3 separate regions of the Homo sapiens genome follow, and all the other regions are linked to region 3. Evidence: chromatin contacts called from ENCODE Hi-C or POLR2A ChIA-PET data. All regions are on one chromosome and are shown on one strand. Each heading gives the region's core, a stretch centred on a gene start or an enhancer-like site at or near the end of the contact. The rest is flanking DNA. Distances are from core to core; before and after follow the strand shown.

Region 1 (3,574 bases), core at 936-3,435, 290 kb before region 3:
TAATTTTGTATTTTTAGTAGAGATGGGGTTTCTCCATGTTGGTCAGGCTGGTCTTGAACTCCCGACCTCAGGTGATCTGCCCACCTCAGCCTCCCAAAGTGCTGGGATTACAGGAGTGAGCCACCGTGCTTGGCCCAGTTTTTTTTTTTTAAGCTAGAGAAGAATCGGCCGGGCGCAGTGGCTCACACCTGTAAGCCCAGCACTTTGGGAGGCCGAGGAGGGCGGATCACGAGGTCAGGAGATCGACACCATCCTGGCTAACACAGTGAAACCCCGTCTCTACTAAAAATACAAAAAAAAAAAAGAAAAAAAAAATTAGCCGGGCATGGTGGCAGGCGCCTGTAGTCCCAGGTACTCGGGAGGCTGAGGCAGGAGAATGGCGTGAACCCGGCAGGCAGAGCTTGCAGTGAGCCGAAATCACGCCACTGCACTCCAGCCTGGGTGACAGAGCGAGACTCCGTCTCAAAAAAAAAAAAAAAAAAGCTACAGAAGAATCAGTCAGGATACAGAAGAAAAAGAAAAATCATAAAGGCATATTACTAAGAAGTCAACAGAAGAGAGGTGATTATAGCTTACAGTGTCAAGTGCTATAAAGTACAGAGACAGAGGACTGAGAAAGGATCAGTACATTGAGCAATCATAAAACCATTATTAAGAGAAGATTCTAAAGTATGGTTTCTGTAAAACAAAGGGAAAATGGAAATAATGATTATACAATTAGACAGAGGAAACTAATAATAAGGAAACAGAAACAACTGCTCTTTCACTCATGCTTGAGGTATTGCAGGAAGAAAAAAAAAACAAACATAGAGTTAGAATGGACAGAAAGGTCAACTGAAGGGTTTCTCCAAACTAAGAAAGAACTGTGGCTGGTTGAAGACACAAAGGCAAAGTGTCAGTGGAAAATGAAGAGATAATGCCTTACATGTTATGAAACAGCAACACATTTAATGATTCTCAACCAAATTATTCATCCAGCCTAATCTTATTTAACTACATCTAATTTTACATTTTTACTTGGTTTGCACATGAATCTTCAGGTGTCTTTTAGGCTTCTTTCTAGGTAAATATCTACATAATCTGTTCAGCTACCCTTATACAAGTTCCTAAGGCAATCATCAAATATATGTATTGTGTTTAGGCTGATCAATCGAGTCCTGTGGCTAGCTAAGGTAGCATTAAAGTATACTGTCAGGCTAAGACACTGTTAGGCCTGCAAAATAAAGATTGACAATATTCATAAGCTGCTTAAATTTGTATAGTACAGATGGCTAAAATAAGAACAAATTGCTATTTTATGTGTAAAAACTGGAGAAAGTGCCTTTAATGAAATAAGAACGGAAATGAAACTGCATTTACTTACGTAAGCGCTGCTCTAGCCAAATCATGTGGCATCAGGTCTTTATATCTGGGGAACGAAAACCAGTAATTTAAACCAAAACCCTAGAGCTTCAATGAAAAATTTTCATTCTATTTGAAATACCCAGAGATCATCAAACACATGCTGCTACAAACACACTTAACTTTACTATCCAAGGCAGTCCATCATTTCAAATGAAGAAATAGTGTGACTTCGCTATTTGTCATCCTTAAAAGTCTAGCAAGCCTTAACTCCTCCTGAGCTTGCTAAGAATCGAACAAAAATGTTGTCCAACACCTTAATGTTCAGTATAACATATGCTAAATTTTCTTTAAAGTGAAGCCCCACCTTTGAGGTCTCTTTTCCTTTAAACATTTTATTTTAAAAGTATATTATTTATTTATTTTGTAATGCCTACAGGGCTACAGGTGATGTATTAGGACTTTTGAAGAAACTTTTTGCTTTTAAGTAACTTGAGATTTACCAAAGAATTGGAAAGAGGCCAAGCATGGTGGCTCACACCTAGAATCCCAACATTTTGGGAGGCTGAGGTGATATGACTACTTGAGGCCAGGAGTTCAAGACCAGCCTGGGTAACAGAGCAAGCAAGACCTTGTCTCTTACAAAAAATATTAAAAATTAGCCAGGCGTGGTGGCATGGATCTGTAGTCCTAGCTACTTGGGAGGCTGAGGTGAGAAGACTGCTTAAGGCCATGAATTTGAGGCTGCTAGGATCACACCACTGCACTCCAGTCTGGGCAGCAGAGCAAGACCCTGTGTAAATACATAAATAAGAATTGGAAAAAGAGAGCAGAGTTCCTCTTTCCCCCTGCTGTTTTTTTTTTTTTTTTAAGACGGAGGTTCGCTCTTGTTGCCCAGGCTGAAGTGCAATGGCGCAATCTCAGCTCACTGCAACCTCCACCTCCAGGGTTCAAGCAATTCTCCTGCCTCAGCTTCCCGAATAGCTGGGATTACGGGCACCCACCACCACGCCCAGCTGATTTTTTTGTATTTTTAGTAGAGATGGGATTTCACCATGTTGGCCACGCTGGTCCTGAACTCCTGACCTCAGGTGATTTGCCCGCCTTGGCCTCCCAAAGTGCTGGGATTACAGACGTGAGTCACCGCGCCCAGCCTTCCCCTGCTTTTTCTAATACTGACATCTTACATAACCATGATATACTTATTAAAACTAAGAAATGAACATTGGCACAATACTATTCACTAAGCTACTACCTATCTGAGTCTCACCAGTTGTTCCACTAATGTCCTTTTTCTGTTCCAAGATTCAATCCAAGATACCATGTTGCATTTAGTTGTCATGCCTCCTCAGTCTCCTCCAATTTGTGACAGTTTCTCAGTCTTCCTTGTCTTTCATGACCTTGACACTTTTGAAGACTGGGGTTATGGATTTAGGGGAAGAATATCACAGAGGTAAACTGTATTTCTCTTAGCTTCGTATCAGGGGGCACATGATATCAACATGACTTACTACCAGTGATGTTAAAGTGATGATTTGGGTCAAGTGATGTCTGCCAGTTTACTCCACTATAAAGTTACTATTTTTTCCTTTCTTATCTCAATTTGTTAGAAGTGAGTCACTAAGTCTAGCCCACATTCTGAGGGGAGAATTAAGTTCCACCTTCCAGTGGCAGGAATAACACAGACTTTGCGGACGTATGTCGAAATCATCATAGTAATTGATAAATATTTTGGGGGAGATTCTCTGAGACTATGCAAATATTCTGTTTCTTCTTAGCATTTCACCTAATTTTAGCATTCATTTGTAGATCTCGCAGCAAGTATTATGTGGTATTCTAATGGTTATTTTTCTCATTCTTTATTTATTTTTATTTTTTGAGATAGGGTCTCACTCTGTCACTCAGACTGGAATGCAGTGGTGCAATCACAGGTCACTGCAGCCTCAAACTCATGGGCTCAAGCAATCTTCCCACTTCGGCCTCCCTTGTAGGTAGGACTACCGGTGTCTGCTACCACACCCAGCTAATTTTTCATTTTTAGTTTTTGCAGAGATGGAGTCTCACTTTGTCCATGCCGGTCTCGAACTCCTGGCCTCAAGCAATCCTCCTACCTCAGCCTCCCAAAGTGCTGGGATTACATGTGTGAACCACTGTACACAGTCCTCCTATATTTATTAATCAAAATTCTTCTGTAAGGAAGACTTGTTCATTCTTTCTCATTTATTTACTCTTT
Region 2 (3,388 bases), core at 838-3,337, 260 kb before region 3:
TCTAAATCAGGGATTGGCAAACTACAACACACGGGCCTCTAGCTAAAAATAGTTTTTCACATTTTTAAAGAGTTGTAAGGTCGGGCGTGGTGGCTCACACTTGTAATCCCAGCACTTTGGGGGGCAGAGGTGGGCGAATCACCTAAGGTCAGGAGTTCGGGACCAGGCTGGCTAACATGGTGAAACCCCGTCTCTACTAAAAATACAAAAAATTAGCCCGGCGTGGTGGTGTGCGCTTGTAATCCCAGCTACTCGGGAGCCTGAGGCAGGAGAATCACTTGAACCCGGGAGGAGGCTGCAGTGAGCCAAGATCGCGCCACTGCACTCCAGCCTGGACAACAAGAGCAAAACTGTCTCAAAAAAAAAAAAAAGTTGTAAACAAAACAAAACAAAAGAAACAATATATAACAGAGACCAAAGTGATCCTGCAAATCCTGAACTATTTACTGTCTGGACCTTTAACAACAACAACAAAATTTACCACTTCTGACCTAAATAATAAGTGTTACACGCAGTTAGGTGTTGAAGAAAGCATTACATGGGCAGGAGGCAGGCTCTGAACTGTAAAAACCTTGTAAGATTATCAAGAATCCTTTTTGCAATTTATTCAGAAGTGGTCAGGTCATCCAGTTTCTGCTTAAAGTGCTCACATGATGAGCACTCACTATGCAACTTGAGCTTTAAACAGAAACCTCTCTACTCTGTCTCTATACTCATTTCAGTCTTAACTTCGATGCCCCTTGTTTCCTGTCCTGCAGAGCTGTCAGTCTGGCGAGTAGTGAGACTCAGACTTATGTCTGAATGCTAGGTCTGTCACAGACTAGAAAATGTATATATTCTGAGCTTCCCAAACTTCATCTAGAAAATGCAAATGATAATAATTTGGGGAATGTGAGGACTAAACAAAAAGGTATGAAGGTGACCAGAGCACAGCAGGCTCTCAATGTGACTTCCTTTTGAAATCAATCACTTTATTCCAGGACTCCAGCCCATCATTCCAGCACAAAAACAGCTACCATGCAATGAAGAACTCTTCACTAGGAGTTAGTAGACTTAGGCTCCAGTCTTATTTCTACTACATATGGCCATGGGTAAAATCACTCTCTCTGATTCGTAGGCAGTTTCTTCACCGCTTAAGTGAGCTGAGGTGTGAACGACCAGATAGATAATCATCCAGATCGGAAAACCCCCGAGAGCGCAGGATTATCTGGATAACGGAGCCGGATGGAGGATTGTCTCCGTTCCTCCCACACTCAAGCCCCGAAAGGTCACCTGACCTAGTCTTATTCTTTACAGCAGAAATCGGGCAAACCCATGGCGCCGTCCACAATCTCTATAGCCGCCGACCTGGGTACAGGGGAAGCAGGCGAAACAACACACACTTCTACGCAGACCAGGGTTACATTAAGGCCGACGCCCACACACGCCCACACACACCCACACACACACACACACCCCCACACCCCCAGACTTCGTTAACTTGTGATGATAAATTAGGGCGCAGGTGACACTACTGTCCCGAACTTCAGCTGGAACGCTAGTCCAAGTCACTGTCCTAACTGCAGCTAGCACTGCCGACCTTGTCCGAGGAGTTTCCTTCCGCTCCCTCAACTCCCACTTTCCCAGGGAGGGGAGGGGGCCGGGGGCACCGGCGACAGTTGCGGGGAAGGAAGTGGAATCTCGCCTTTGGGAAAGCCCGGGCGGAGAGCTGAGGGCTCGCCGTCTCACCTTGGCTGACGTCCGCGAGGACTCCCTCTCGGAGCAAGGTTCAGGTCCAAGTACCAAGGCTCTGCGGGACCAAGGGGCGGGTCCTGCCCAGAAAGGGCCCCTCACCCCGCGGGCGGTCAGGGCCGTTCTTGAGGGCTGCCCTCCGGCCGCCTGACTGGAAAACCAGGCACTCCACCCCCTCCTCTCCGGGCCCCCGTCCTCCCCCGGAGAATACGACCTTTCGGCCATGTTAGCCAGGAGCGAGGGGCAGGGCTAAGGGGCCGGCGGCCACTCGGCATCTGGGTTTTAGTCAGGCAGTGCTCCAGGCGCCTGGCTGCCAGGCTACGGGAGAAAAGTCCTCCGCTCGGCCGCACCCGTTAGAGGCGCTCTCCACTGCTGTCCTCTTCAGCTCAAGATGGTGGCCTGCCGGGCGATTGGCATCCTCAGCCGCTTTTCTGCCTTCAGGATCCTCCGCTCCCGAGGTGAGGCCTGGCCGAGGGCATCCCAGACCTCCGGGCAGAACTCCTGCCGGGACTGGGGTGGCCCCGGAGCCGCGTCTCCCTTTCGCTGCCGCCTGCCCCAGCCCGGAGACGCAGCCCTCTGTGGGGATACTGCCCTGGGACCCGGTTTCCCGTGACCTTCTGAAGAGACTGTCACTTCCCCTCTCACGACTCCTGCGGCGATTTCAGGCTTCCTAACTCCCCAACTTTCTGAGTCTGGTGCCACTCGTTCTGTCACCTTTCCGCGGGTCTCTTGCGTCGCACTTCTGGGCTCACGCCCCTCATATTTTCTTGATCCGGAGTTCCAGGAGAATCGGGATCCATTCTGTCGCATCTTTGTGGCTCCACAGCACCTTGCCCCGCAACAAGAGCTGTCTTAAAAACAGCACCTTACCCCGCAACAAGCGCTGTCTTGTATGGGATTAATCAGCCTTGCAGATCACTGCCCCTCCCTGCTCCGTTCCCTCAAAACCATTTTTGTGCTTACTACCCCAATCAAGTAGGGAGCTCAACTCTTGCAGTTTCAGTAATGTCAGTGTGAACGTATAGTATTTTGAATTTCAGCGGGAAGTTCTGCAACTTACTGGAAGACACACTTTAAAAATACGCTAATACCTCTACCTTAAGCAATAAAATGTTAGATCGTTCTGAGAACGATTTGTAATCTGATGATTCCCAGTCAGCCTGTATTAGCTAGTGTTTTTCCTTTTCAAACTGGCAGTGAAAGGGTTAAAGTGGGTGGTTGTAGGAAACGTTGCATTTTCTTTCCATCCCAAATCTGTAAAGTCAAAAGTGGACAACGTTTTATTGCATGTTGTGCTTAATAAGTTACTTAACTAGAAATTTTAACTTTTAATTTAATTTGTAATATGAATTACCTCTCTTCCCTCTTCCGGAACCGCTGAAGTAGTATGCTTTTTTTAGACAAGTAGCTGAAATCCCTTACTGTAAGGGGATTTTTTTAATGATTGAATATTTTTCTGCTCCCTTTTTTCAACAGCTGTTTTTAGTCTCCACAAAACTGTAGCATGTATTTGCCAATTATAACATAAGCACATTATAGAACATTGAAATGCTGTAAGGATTGAGGAAAGAGATGAAAAAAAAACGAATCACCCATTGTCTTACTACTCATATGCTTACCTACGGTTAGCCTTCGGTTATGTTTCCTTACAGGTTTG
Region 3 (3,259 bases), core at 173-2,672:
TGGATAGGACTCTGGCTTGGTCCTTGGCCTTGTGGAATTACACTTTATTTGTATCCTACAGGAAAAAAAAAAAAGATTAAGACTCCCATAGAGGAACACCAAGCACAGACATGGTCTATCCAGGATACTCAAGGAAGCAGGAGCTGTCAGGCAATCCAAGCCAGGGCAGGACTTCTCATGGTACAGTACTTCATGATTCATTATTTCATTTGAGCCTCCCAACCATTCCATGAAGTAGTTGTTAATTATTTCTTTCCCGCCTCGAATTTTTAAAAAAATAAATGAGGAAACTAAGGCTGGAGCAAGGGGAGTGACTGCTCAAAGCCACTCCATTGGATGGCCATCAGAACTGGAACTTCAATCCAGGTTTTGTCTTAGGTAAATTCTGTGCCTCTTTCACTATAGAAAAAAAAAAATTGCTAAGGGAAGGCTTCGTGGAGGAGGAGGTGCTTGAACTGCCCAAGTGGCAGGGCACTAAGTGCCGAAGGGTGACCAGGCCTCTGGGCAAAAGCACAAAGATGCTGCACAGCAAAGCCAGTTAAAGAAACAAAACACGGTTCCGGGAATGTGCACTGCTTGAGGACAGGAAGGACCCAGATCCTAGAATGGGGCCTGGGGCTCAGCAGGCGCTGGATAACTGAAGAAATGGCTGTCTGGAACACAGATTTTTCTATAGAGGAGTAGTGGCGGTGAGGCTGCGAAGGCGGAAGATGGAGAGGCTTTCACACAAGGAAGGCGGTGGAGGAGGAGCGAGGGGGCTCCCGGGTGCTTGTGCGGACATAAGGTGCGAGAGAATCAGCTGGAAGGTGGGCTCCAGCAGAGAGAAGAGGAAGGCCAGAAGTAGACCGGGACAGGGGGAGGAAAGGACAGAGTCAAGGAACATTTAGGAGTTCGGTTCCCGGAGGCCTGGCGACACCCTGACGGGGAGGGGTGACGCGCACCCATTTGCAGGCAGAAAGGCAGGAGCAGGGGGGTGTCCGAGGATGGTGGCTCGGAGGGACCAGGCATAGGTGGTGCAAGCTCAGCAGTCACTCAAGGGGTGGCATGCGGATGAGGGAGGCGCCTCCCGGACTGGGGGACCGGGAAAGGCATTAGCAACCTGCCAGAACCCGGTTAACAAAGGCAGGACTACAATTCCCGGCATGCTCGGGCTCGGTGGGGTGACGGCGGGCGGTGGCTGCGCTGCACCCGACTGGTGGGCGCAGGACCTGGGTCGGCACCGGAGCCTGTCATCCCGGAGCGGTCGGCGGGGGTGCAGAGACGGCGATGCGCCCCTGTCCCCCGCACCCGGGCCGCTCCGGGCTCGCGCCTCCCGCCCCGCGGCCCCGCCCCCTGCCCCACCCCAGTCGGGAGGCTTAGCTGGGGCCGCAGCGCGGCGGCAACATCACTCTCGCTGCCGCTGCTCCGCCCCATCCCCTTCTGTTTTTCTCTCTCATTCTCCAGTGGCGGCGGCGGGGAAGGCGGAGGCAGAGGCAGCAGCAGCCGCGCTGGCTGCAATGAATGATCCCCCAGCTTGGGGGGAGGACTCCAGGTGAGCCTCTGCCCTCGGGAGGCCCGGGACCCCCGGCCGCCCACGACCGGCAGCCCACGCTATGGATCCCTAGAGGAAGGAGGAGAAGACAGCTCGCCGCCCACCCCCATCCCATTTTCCTCTTCCTTTATCTCATTGTTGCCGAAGCTGTTTACGGCAGCGCTCCCTCTGCTCCTGCATGGGGCGGGCTCCGGGCACGGCTGCTCGGCAGGCGCTGCTCCCGCGGCGACTGGGGGATTCTGCCTAATTCACCTCCCAGCCGGTGCAGAGAGGACCGGAGAGCGGTGGAGGCCCGGACTGCAGCAGCGTTGGGGCCACCTCCCAGCGTCCCCACCCTAGGAGGCTGCATGCGGATTGAAGAGCTGCGCCTGGGGGCTGGGCCGGCCCCGCTGATCCCGACCTAGCGAGCAGGATAGCAGGACCGCCCAGGCTGCGGAGGGGCTCGGGGGCAGGAAGGTCAGAGCAGCAAGATGGCCAGTAAGACCAAGGCCAGCGAGGCCCTCAAGGTGGTGGCCCGGTGCCGCCCCCTCAGCAGGAAGGAGGAGGCTGCTGGTCACGAGCAGATCCTGACCATGGACGTGAAACTGGGCCAGGTGACCCTGCGGAACCCCCGCGCCGCCCCGGGGGAGCTGCCCAAGACCTTCACCTTTGACGCCGTGTATGATGCCAGCTCCAAGCAGGCCGACCTGTATGACGAAACCGTGAGGCCCCTGATAGACTCCGTGCTCCAGGGTTTCAATGGCACGGTGTTTGCCTATGGCCAGACGGGCACTGGCAAGACCTATACCATGCAGGGGACCTGGGTGGAGCCCGAGCTGCGCGGGGTCATCCCGAATGCCTTTGAGCACATCTTCACCCACATCTCCCGCTCCCAGAACCAACAGTACCTGGTCCGGGCCTCCTATTTGGAGATCTACCAGGAAGAGATTCGAGACCTGCTCTCCAAGGAGCCGGGCAAGAGGCTAGAGCTGAAAGAGAACCCCGAGACTGGCGTCTACATCAAGGACCTCTCCTCCTTCGTCACCAAGAATGTCAAGGAGATTGAGCATGTGATGAACCTGGGGAACCAGACCCGGGCTGTGGGCAGCACCCACATGAATGAGGTCAGCTCCCGCTCCCATGCCATCTTCATCATCACTGTGGAGTGCAGCGAACGTGGCTCTGATGGCCAGGACCACATCCGAGTGGGCAAGCTCAACCTCGTGGACCTGGCTGGCAGCGAGAGGCAGAACAAGGCAGGCCCCAACACAGCGGGAGGGGCAGCCACACCATCCTCGGGTGGCGGTGGTGGCGGTGGAGGCAGTGGTGGTGGTGCTGGTGGAGAGAGGCCTAAGGAAGCCTCCAAAATCAACCTCTCATTATCTGCCCTGGGCAACGTGATTGCTGCCCTGGCGGGCAACAGGAGCACCCACATTCCCTACCGGGACTCCAAGCTGACCCGGCTGCTCCAGGACTCCCTGGGGGGGAATGCCAAGACCATCATGGTAGCCACACTGGGGCCAGCTTCTCACAGCTACGATGAGAGCCTCTCCACCTTGCGCTTTGCCAACCGAGCCAAGAACATCAAGAACAAGCCCCGGGTGAACGAGGACCCCAAGGACACACTGCTGCGGGAATTCCAAGAGGAGATTGCCCGCCTGAAGGCCCAGCTGGAGAAGAGGGGGATGCTGGGGAAGCGGCCCCGGAGGAAGAGCAGCCGCAGGAAGAAGGCCGTGTCCGCCCCGCCTG

Evidence for each region. A loop is a pair of places that touch in the nucleus more often than their neighbours do. ChIA-PET counts read pairs that join two places held with the same protein, here RNA polymerase II (POLR2A). Pooled maps may share reads with other maps.
Region 1: a loop to region 3 is called in a pooled map, with 2.3 times the contacts of the local background. The contact joins the enhancer-like site here to the promoter of KIF3C in region 3. A Hi-C loop is called at or near these places in 2 of 50 pooled maps. POLR2A ChIA-PET finds 5 or more read pairs at or near these places in 4 of 52 experiments (HEK293T, WTC11, endothelial cell of umbilical vein and 1 more).
Region 2: a map of B cell shows a loop between it and region 3 (22-fold over the local background). The contact joins the promoter of HADHA here to the promoter of KIF3C in region 3. A Hi-C loop is called at or near these places in 7 of 168 maps with a recorded cell type or tissue (B cell, CD4-positive, alpha-beta memory T cell, CD8-positive, alpha-beta T cell and 3 more), 1 of 37 single-sample maps with no recorded cell type and 17 of 50 pooled maps. POLR2A ChIA-PET finds 5 or more read pairs at or near these places in 7 of 52 experiments (A673, B cell, H1 and 4 more).

Annotation. Positions count from the first base shown.
Region 1 is chr2:26,267,787-26,271,360 of GRCh38, reverse strand. HADHB (hydroxyacyl-CoA dehydrogenase trifunctional multienzyme complex subunit beta) reads right to left here. Exons shown (of 16, transcript NM_000183.3): 5 at 1,364-1,408. Among named protein-coding and RNA genes, the nearest start is that of HADHB, 25 kb to the right of the region's middle. Within about 2 kb of position 2,185, at least 3 of the 41 ENCODE cell types and tissues checked have a DNase peak (open chromatin) inside an H3K27ac peak, as active enhancers do.
Region 2 is chr2:26,243,331-26,246,718 of GRCh38, reverse strand. It overlaps HADHA (hydroxyacyl-CoA dehydrogenase trifunctional multienzyme complex subunit alpha), which reads left to right and starts at 2,087. Exons shown (of 20, transcript NM_000182.5): 1 at 2,087-2,189. The coding sequence starts at 2,123. It overlaps HADHB (hydroxyacyl-CoA dehydrogenase trifunctional multienzyme complex subunit beta), which reads right to left and starts at 1,780. Exons shown (of 16, transcript NM_000183.3): 1 at 1,729-1,780. RefSeq lists enhancers at 25-752, 1,611-1,710, 1,565-2,245.
Region 3 is chr2:25,980,660-25,983,918 of GRCh38, reverse strand. KIF3C (kinesin family member 3C) reads left to right here and starts at 1,422. Exons shown (of 8, transcript NM_002254.8): 1 at 1,422-3,259. The coding sequence starts at 2,002. RefSeq lists silencers at 1,174-1,343, 1,484-1,643 and enhancers at 1,633-2,142, 2,143-2,651, 3,161-3,259.